Regions from separate parts of the Homo sapiens genome. Here region 1 is linked to region 2. Evidence: chromatin contacts called from ENCODE Hi-C or POLR2A ChIA-PET data. All regions are on one chromosome and are shown on one strand. Each heading gives the region's core, a stretch centred on a gene start or an enhancer-like site at or near the end of the contact. The rest is flanking DNA. Distances are from core to core; before and after follow the strand shown.

Evidence for each region. A loop is a pair of places that touch in the nucleus more often than their neighbours do. ChIA-PET counts read pairs that join two places held with the same protein, here RNA polymerase II (POLR2A). Pooled maps may share reads with other maps.
Region 1: a pooled map shows a loop between it and region 2 (5-fold over the local background). The contact joins the promoter of MCL1 here to the promoter of LINC02988 in region 2. A Hi-C loop is called at or near these places in 1 of 168 maps with a recorded cell type or tissue (sigmoid colon), 8 of 37 single-sample maps with no recorded cell type and 11 of 50 pooled maps. POLR2A ChIA-PET finds 5 or more read pairs at or near these places in 2 of 52 experiments (A673 and activated CD4-positive, alpha-beta T cell).

What each region holds. Positions count from the first base shown.
Region 1 is chr1:150,578,277-150,582,798 of GRCh38, reverse strand. MCL1 (MCL1 apoptosis regulator, BCL2 family member) reads left to right here and starts at 3,189. Exons shown (of 3, transcript NM_021960.5): 1 at 3,189-3,956; 2 at 4,308-4,522. The coding sequence starts at 3,269. LOC107985203 (a long non-coding RNA gene) reads right to left here and starts at 2,969. Exons shown (of 3, transcript NR_186818.1): 1 at 2,580-2,969. RefSeq lists silencers at 2,879-3,218, 3,289-3,418 and enhancers at 2,992-3,286, 3,335-4,052, 4,053-4,522, 3,732-4,522.
Region 2 is chr1:150,158,950-150,163,164 of GRCh38, reverse strand. LINC02988 (long intergenic non-protein coding RNA 2988) reads right to left here and starts at 2,437. Exons shown (of 4, transcript NR_135098.1): 1 at 2,355-2,437. It overlaps PLEKHO1 (pleckstrin homology domain containing O1), which reads right to left. Exons shown (of 6, transcript NM_016274.6): 6 at 3,100-4,215. The coding sequence ends at 3,642. RefSeq lists enhancers at 1-19, 2,368-2,677, 3,808-4,215 and silencers at 1,030-1,099, 1,688-1,757, 3,458-3,507.

The DNA of each region.
Region 1 (4,522 bases), core at 1,940-4,439, 420 kb before region 2:
ATTTTAAAGTGAAACTTGCATTTCCTTTTTTAGCCTCTGTACAAGGAAAAATCATTGCTCCTCCTATTTCCTCAATCTCTTTCCACTTTACCACCTGATAAAATTTTACTTTATAAAGCATGAGAGCAAAGCTACCTCCTCCATAACACTTTCCTCTAGCTCTCTCAGCCCAAAGTGAATTTCCCAACCTCTTAACTCCAAAATGAAGTTGTTAATGCCTTGTGTAGAGCATACATTCCATCTCACATTATGGTTAGTTGCTGTACAAGATTAGACATTCCTTAAATAGAGAAACTATTTCTTATTCACTATAACCACAAAATGCTCTATCCTTGCCACTCATACTATAAACCCCTATGGTTCTAGGTCCTGCCCAAAACATAAATGGGTGGTATGGACGCCGTATCACCTTACTAAACTGTGACATTTTGGGGATTAGGAACTTTTGGCCAAGAGGGAGACTCACGCCTATAATTCCAACACTTTATTTATTTATTTATTTTTGAGATGGCGTTTCGCTCTTGTTGTCCAGGCTGGAGTGCAATGGCGCACTCTCAGCTCACCGCAACCTCCGCCTCCCAGGTTCAAGCGATTCTCCCGCCTCAGCCTTCCAAGTAGCTGGGATTACAGGCACGTGCCACCACGGCCCGGCTAATTTTGTATTTTTAGTAGAGATGGAGTTTCTCCATGTTGGTTGGGCTGGTCTCAAACTCCTGACCTCAGATGATTCGCCCGCCTTGGCCTCCCAAAGTGCTGGGATTGCAGGTGTGAGCCACTGCGCCAGGCCTCATTATTATTATTATTTTTTTTGAGACCAAGTCTTGCTCTGTTGCCCAGGCTGGAGTGCAGTGGCACTATCTTGGCTCACCGCAACCTCCGTCTCTTGGGTTCAAGCAGTTCTCCTGTCTCAGCCTCCAGAGTAGCTGGTATTACAGATGCGCACCACCACACCCATCTAATTTTTGTGTTTTTAGTAGAGACAGGGTTTCGCCATGTTTCCCAGGCTGGTCTCAAACTCCTGGGCTCAAGCGATCCACCCACCTCAGCCTCCCAAAGTGCTGGGATTATTGGCATGAGGCACAGAGCCCGGTCTGTAATCCCAACACTTTGGGAGGCCAAGGTAGGAGGATCACCTGAGTCCAGGAGTTCAAGACCGGCCTGGGCAAAATAGTGATACCCCATCTCTACAAGAAATAAAAAAATTAGCCAAGTATAGGGGCATGCACCTGTGTTCCTCGCTACTCGCGAGGCTGTGGTGGGAGGATCACTTCAGCCCAGGAGGTTGAGGCAGCAATGAGCACTGATGGTGCCACTGCACTCCAGCCTGGGTGACAGGGCAAGACCTCATCTCAAAAAAATAAATAAAAAGTGAGCTTGCTCACCTTTCCTATGTCTCTCAGCACCTTGCTTTTGAATTTTAGCTATTATTTTTACAGATCTTTTAACAAAAAGGCTGCTTTAATTAACGTTAACTAACATACATGGCATATAAGAAGATCCTTGTTCTCAAGGGCTTTACAAACCTCTAGAGTCAAATGTGCCTTATTATCAGTACAAAAATAAATGGTGTCAGCTGGGTGCAGTGACTCACACCTGTAATCCCAGCACTTTAAGAGGCTGAGGCAGGTGGATCACCTGAGGCCAGGAGTTTGAGACCAGCCTGGCCAACATGGTGAAACCACATTGTCAGGCCTCTGAGCCCAAGCCAAGCCATCGCATCCCCTGTGACTTGCACGTATACATCCAGATGGCCTGAAGTAACTGAAGATCCACAAAAGAAGTAAAAATAGCCTTAACTGATGACATTCCACCATTGTGATTTGTTTCTGCCCCACCCGAACTGATCAATGTACTTTGTAATCTCCCCCACCCTTAAGAAGGTTCTTTGTAATTCTCCCCACCCTTGAGAATGTACTTTGTGAGATCCACCCCTGCCCACAAAACATTGCTCTCAACTTCACCACCTATCCCAAAACCTGTAAGAACTAATGATAATCCATCACCCTTTGCTGACTCTCTTTTCGGACTCAGCCCGCCTGCACCCAGGTGAAATAAACAGCCATGTTGCTCACACAAAGCCTGTTTGGTGGTGTCTTCACACAGACGCGCATGAAACACATCTCTACTAAAAATACAATAATCAGCTGGGCGAGGTGGCTCACAGCTGTAATCTCAGCACTTTGGGAGGCCGAGACAGGCAGGTCACTTGAGGCCATGAGTTCGAGACCAGCCTGGCCAACATCGTGAAAACCCCATCTCTACCAAAAATACAAAAACTAGCCAGATGTGGTGGCGCACGCCTGTAATCCCAGCTACTCGGGAGGCTGAGGTACCGAATCGTCTGAACGTGGGAAGTGGAGCTTGTAGTGAGCCGAGATCGCCCCACTGCACTCCAGCCTGGGCAACAGAGCTAGACTGTCTCAAAACAAACAAAAAATGGTGTCAAGACTCTCAGACGAGATTCTAATGGATTAAGGCCTATATGTAAATAGCACCAAAGACTATGGAACAGAGATGGGAGAAGCAAGCAGGGAGGCAGGAATAGTTTAGCTGTGGCAGTTTTAGCTTAGTCCACTTACATAAATGGTTCTTTAGGGTAGCACGTGGAGCATCCTCATTTCCAAACATTGGACTGAGAGTAGAGAGCTGTGCAAAATAACCACAAGTCCCCAACTATGCCCTCTTAATTATCCCTATCATCTAAGACTGTTGTTCCCATCCATCACTGAACTTCCCCGTCCTCTTCCTTCAACCCCTGTGTTAGTCAATGGTTGAAATTTTGATTTGGTAAAAAACCTCTGGCGAAAACCAGCAAAAAGGGCTCACAAATCAGGTCTCAGGGAAGCACAGAGGTAGCCACGAGAAGGCCCGAGGTGCTCATGGAAAGAGCTCGAGCCCAGGAGCTCTGGGAGGACCCCAGGCGCTCGGAGCCGCCGTTACGTAACCGGCACTCAGAGCCTCCGAAGACCGGAAGGCCCCGCTCAGGCCCCGGCTCAGGCCCCGGCCCCGGCCCCGGCCCCGGCCCCGCCCCGGCCCGGCCGGGCAGCTGGTAGGTGCCGTGCGCAACCCTCCGGAAGCTGCCGCCCCTTTCCCCTTTTATGGGAATACTTTTTTTAAAAAAAAAGAGTTCGCTGGCGCCACCCCGTAGGACTGGCCGCCCTAAAACCGTGATAAAGGAGCTGCTCGCCACTTCTCACTTCCGCTTCCTTCCAGTAAGGAGTCGGGGTCTTCCCCAGTTTTCTCAGCCAGGCGGCGGCGGCGACTGGCAATGTTTGGCCTCAAAAGAAACGCGGTAATCGGACTCAACCTCTACTGTGGGGGGGCCGGCTTGGGGGCCGGCAGCGGCGGCGCCACCCGCCCGGGAGGGCGACTTTTGGCTACGGAGAAGGAGGCCTCGGCCCGGCGAGAGATAGGGGGAGGGGAGGCCGGCGCGGTGATTGGCGGAAGCGCCGGCGCAAGCCCCCCGTCCACCCTCACGCCAGACTCCCGGAGGGTCGCGCGGCCGCCGCCCATTGGCGCCGAGGTCCCCGACGTCACCGCGACCCCCGCGAGGCTGCTTTTCTTCGCGCCCACCCGCCGCGCGGCGCCGCTTGAGGAGATGGAAGCCCCGGCCGCTGACGCCATCATGTCGCCCGAAGAGGAGCTGGACGGGTACGAGCCGGAGCCTCTCGGGAAGCGGCCGGCTGTCCTGCCGCTGCTGGAGTTGGTCGGGGAATCTGGTAATAACACCAGTACGGACGGGTCACTACCCTCGACGCCGCCGCCAGCAGAGGAGGAGGAGGACGAGTTGTACCGGCAGTCGCTGGAGATTATCTCTCGGTACCTTCGGGAGCAGGCCACCGGCGCCAAGGACACAAAGCCAATGGGCAGGTCTGGGGCCACCAGCAGGAAGGCGCTGGAGACCTTACGACGGGTTGGGGATGGCGTGCAGCGCAACCACGAGACGGCCTTCCAAGGTAAGGGGGTTCATTAATCGCCAAGGCCTCACTCCCTTTTTTCCATCTCTCCCCGGACTCACCCGCCAAGGGTGGGTTGGAAACCGAAACGAGTCAGTGTTGAAACGTGTCTCATCCTATTCCTGAAGCCAGAATATTCTGGCCATGAGTCATTGTTTCCGCCCATCTTGATTCTTTTGGAAATGGCAGCTCTTGTTCAAAGACCGGAAAGGGTGGGATGTCAATTTCAAGTGGGGTCAACCTGAGTTCTGTAAATCCCAGTAGCGATTTTCCCGCCGCGGGTGGGCAGGCGAATCTTGCGCCGGTTTAGACAAAGGAGGCCGTGAGGACCTGCATGCTTTTCTTTCTCAGGCATGCTTCGGAAACTGGACATCAAAAACGAAGACGATGTGAAATCGTTGTCTCGAGTGATGATCCATGTTTTCAGCGACGGCGTAACAAACTGGGGCAGGATTGTGACTCTCATTTCTTTTGGTGCCTTTGTGGCTAAACACTTGAAGACCATAAACCAAGAAAGCTGCATCGAACCATTAGCAGAAAGTATCACAGACGTTCTCGTAAGGACA
Region 2 (4,215 bases), core at 1,188-3,687:
GAGAGATTCTTAGAGACTCATTTCCTGGGAGAATGAGGCAAATTTATTACTGGCAGAGGGGTTGGGAGAGCGGCTGGGGAAGGAGGCGAGAGCTGTTTCCCCAGGGACAGAGCTCTAGGCTCAGAACCGCATAGTATGTGAGGACCAGGGCAGGAGTTAGAGAAATTTGCACCTTTCTTTTCTCCCTGGTAAACCTATGCTGTGGAGATAGAAGGAAATCAACTCATCAGCGTTCCAGGCCAACACCCCAGACATTCTTCCTAATGGAGGGAGCCGGGACTGCAGTTCCTTTATCCCTCCTCAGGCCCCTGGCTAACAACCTGATGGGGAAGGACAGGAAAAGTTGAGGAAAGTGTCACTGAAATGAGAATTAAGATTTCGTTCTTTACCTGCCTCTACCCCTCACCCCCTCTCAACTCTGTGTCCTGGGTTCCACCCCTTACCCCGTCTCCCCATCCTAGGGCCTCCGGAGGGCACTTCCCTTTGCTTCATCTGTGTAAGAAAAGAAGGGAGCAGAGCGGTTGGGAGTGGAAAGGGAGGGAGAATAAGTGCACCCTGAAAGTGTCTGGGGGCAGCTGTGTGCTGAGAAAGTTGCCCCACACAGCTACTGAGCCAGCCCATTTGCCACGCATCACAGTTACCGGGGGCACGGAAGGGAAATATTGCAGGCAGAGGGGCTAAAATGATGAAGTGAGGGAGGAGAAGCACTGGGAGGAAGGGAAATGAACGTAAGCACCTTCCCATCCTCCTGTCACAGTGCCCAGGTTCAATACAAATGCTTCAACAGAACTCATGCCAGCAGCCTACCACAAGGGTGCACCTTAAGCGATTTTTCTAGTGGGAAGCCTGGTTCCATGCTAAGCTCTAAAGTTCTTGAAGACCAGGGACCATGCTTTCATCCCTTCTGGCTCTCTCCTCTGAAGAGAGAGGTCCAGCACAGCCTGTGGCCTGGATCTAGCTAAGTGACAGTGACCCCACCCCGGTGGCCTCATTCACACAGTGCTCCTTCCAACTGAGCTAGCGGCTCACTGCCCAGAGTCAAACCAGTAACAGTAGCTGCAGTGGTCACTTTCTGACTGACAGGCATTTTCCATATTGTCCTCACCCATCCAATAGCTCTGCAGCTTGCAGATGAAAAAAACTGATACTCGGAAAGCATGTGCCTTGCCCAGAGCCTCATAATCAAGAAGTAACAGAGTTAGAATTTGAATCCAGATCCATCTGGTTTCAAAGCTGGGCTCATTTCACCACCCTAGGGCCTGGATGTTCCAGTAACTGCTGGAGAACTGGAAGCTGTTGGTTTTAGAGCCTGAAGCCCAGGAGCACAGTGCCCAGCTCCTCTCTTACTGTTGTGAGGTCCCCGATCTTTCTTTTCTGCTTCTTTCACCTGTCATTCTCCTCTCTAGTGTCTCCCTCCATCTTCTGGCTCCCCTGGGAGCCACAGATAATTGACATGTTGGGATACACATGTCATTTGTGCTTTTGTCTTTTTTCATTATGTGGGAGCAACAAGGAAGAAAAAAAGAAAAGGAAAAATGCTGGTAAAATACAAAGATAGAGACTTGTAAAAAGAAAGCATAATTCTACCTTAGACTTCAATACTTGTGACAATGGATGGCTCTGCTGACCATGCTTAGGGCTGTGGAGAGTGCAGCTATTTGAAGGACAGGAAGTCTGGAAGCCTGGGTTCTCACCTCATACCCCAAGAGACCATAGAATGACATGAAGGTGGCACTCTTGCACACTTTCCCTCACTCAACTGGGATACACATTCTTCAAGGAAGAGGCTAGGTAACTACAGTCTAGAGCTGGGGACAATCTCCATGACAGAGTGGCAAGGGACTAGAGAGAGCAAGAATTCCTCTGCCCTAGGGATGGTTTAACAGCAGTGATAAGGTCCAGAGAAGAGCTGTGAAGGAAAGAGATGATTTCTGGAAAGGGGACAGAGGCCCCCATTTTGCTTACATGGGTTGTAGGAGTGACGTTAGAGCAGAAGAATGCGGACTGAAGAATCTGTTTCTCCCACAGGTTTTTCCCCCGCTTCCTCCTATCCCATCTTCCTATAACATCGGGGCAGCGTCATGGCCAGGTCTACATGTAACTTGGCCCCGTTTCCTCCCCCTCCTCCCCTTACCTCTAGTGAAGCCCCGCTGCTCTTGGAGGATCAAGCAGCTAGCAAGGCACACTTCAATGTGGCTTTTAACCCCTCATTTACTTGATTCATGAGACTCTGTCCCCTTCTTTCCCAAAATCAAATTATTCCCTTCATAGCTCTTCTGGGGACCTCACCGTTACTAAACCTCATCTCACACACTTCCAAGGAAAGAGTGAACAGTGAGTTGTGTGGGACCTACCACAGACAAGAATGTTGGGAAGCCTGGCAACTTCAGAGGTGGCTGGGAGGGTGGTGGCGTGGGCATCCAGATGCTTTTCTAAAGTGGGGACTTGCTTAGTGATGGAAGAGGTTTGAGGAAGGAGAGGGGGAGGCTACAGGAAACCTCAGCATGGCTGAAAGAGGAACTTGGACAGATGTTTGGTTTTCCCCTTCATCCTACCCAGCTTGCATCACACACCAGTTTCATTCTTAGTTCAGTTCTTCTGTGGGGTCTGTCTCTAGTTCCCCTGTGCTAGGGCCCTGAATCAAATAATGAAACTAGTCTCATCCACTCAAGGTTGGATTTTTTTTTTTTTTTTGAGACGGAGTTTCGCTCTTGTTGCCCAGGCTGGAGTGCAATGGCACAATCTTGGCTTGCTGCAACCTCTGCCTCCCAGGTTCAAGTGATTCTCCTGCCTCAGCCTCCCGCATAGCTGGGATTACAGGCGCCCACCACCATGCCTGGCTAATTTTTTGTATTTTCGGTAGAGACTGGGTTTCATCATGTCGGTCAGGCTGGTCTCAAACTTCTGACCTCAGGTGATCCACCCGCCTTGGCCTCCCAAAGTGCTGGGATTACAGGCGTGAGCCACTGCGCCCGACAAGGGTGGATCTTTGAGTCAAGGTTGGGAAGGGTGTGGAAGATGAAGGGAAGAAACACCTCATGTAAGAAAATCCAGGCAGCTCGATCTCAATGAGAGACTGCTAGGAATGAGAAGCCAGTGTCTGGCTGGGGAGATTTTAATTCCACAAATCCTCCTCAGGGCTGGGATAAATTTCACTTCCATGTGCACGGACAGGTGACACTGGCCTCCACATCCCTACAACTAGAGTTGGGCAGCTGAAACTTCACCCTCAAACTGAAGGCCTGGGGTGGGACATAACAGAAAACATCCTCATCCCCCTCCCGCTCTAAGCTTAGAAGCCCACTGTATCCTTGGGAGCAGCAGTGGACTCCCTGTGCCGTCTTGGGGGCGGGCGGTGTGTGGAGTGGTCAGACTGTGTCTTTACCGTGCCTTCTCTCTCTCTGGCTGGGTAAAAACTTCCTGCTACTGCTGCGGGGTCACTTCCTCAAACCTGAGGGGCATACGAGGGGCATATGGAAAGTAGGTGGGGCAATAAGGGTTGTAGTGGGGTCAGGCATCAGCAAGAGCAATGAGTTCATTTTTGTTTTCTTTTTTTGATTGAGGTAAATAAAAAAGCTTTATCCAGCAACACGGAGATAAGAGTCTGTCCAACCCGACAAGTTCCAGACCCCACCCTGCCCTCACATCAGGCTCTTCCGGTACTGACTGTGCGGGGTGGTCTGTCTGAGGTGGGAGTCCGGGGTCTGCAGGTCCATCTGTCTGTACAGGTCTCTCAGCTCCCTGACCTCCTGCAGCACCCTCTTTGCCTGGCTCCAATTCGATGATGCCTCTCCCAGCAGCCGTTCCGTCTCCAGCAGCAGCTGCTCTGACTCAGAATCCGGCGGAGACCGAGGGGGGTCCTTGGCCTTTCGCTTCCCATCTCCCAGTCCCTGAACCTCTGCCAGAAGCTCCTGAGTCTCCTCCAGTTTCCTTGCTACCAGGTCCTGGATCCGGGACAGCTGCCCCGGGTTGGGGAGGGCAGGGGTTGGGGGTTCCTCAGCCCGCAGCTGGAGGGTGCGGGCAGAGGCAGCATCCCGCTGAGATAGGATCTCCTCCAGGGAGGCGCAGCGGCCTTTCTCTGTGGGCGTCAACTTCTTGGGTGCCTGGGGGGTGTAGGTGGCCCCTTTGTCTGTTTTTTCCCAAGGTCGGGAGAGACTGCTTGCCCGGTCTGCGGAGGGCTGGATGCGGTCTGAGTCCGCTCTCCGCCGGCTCCCT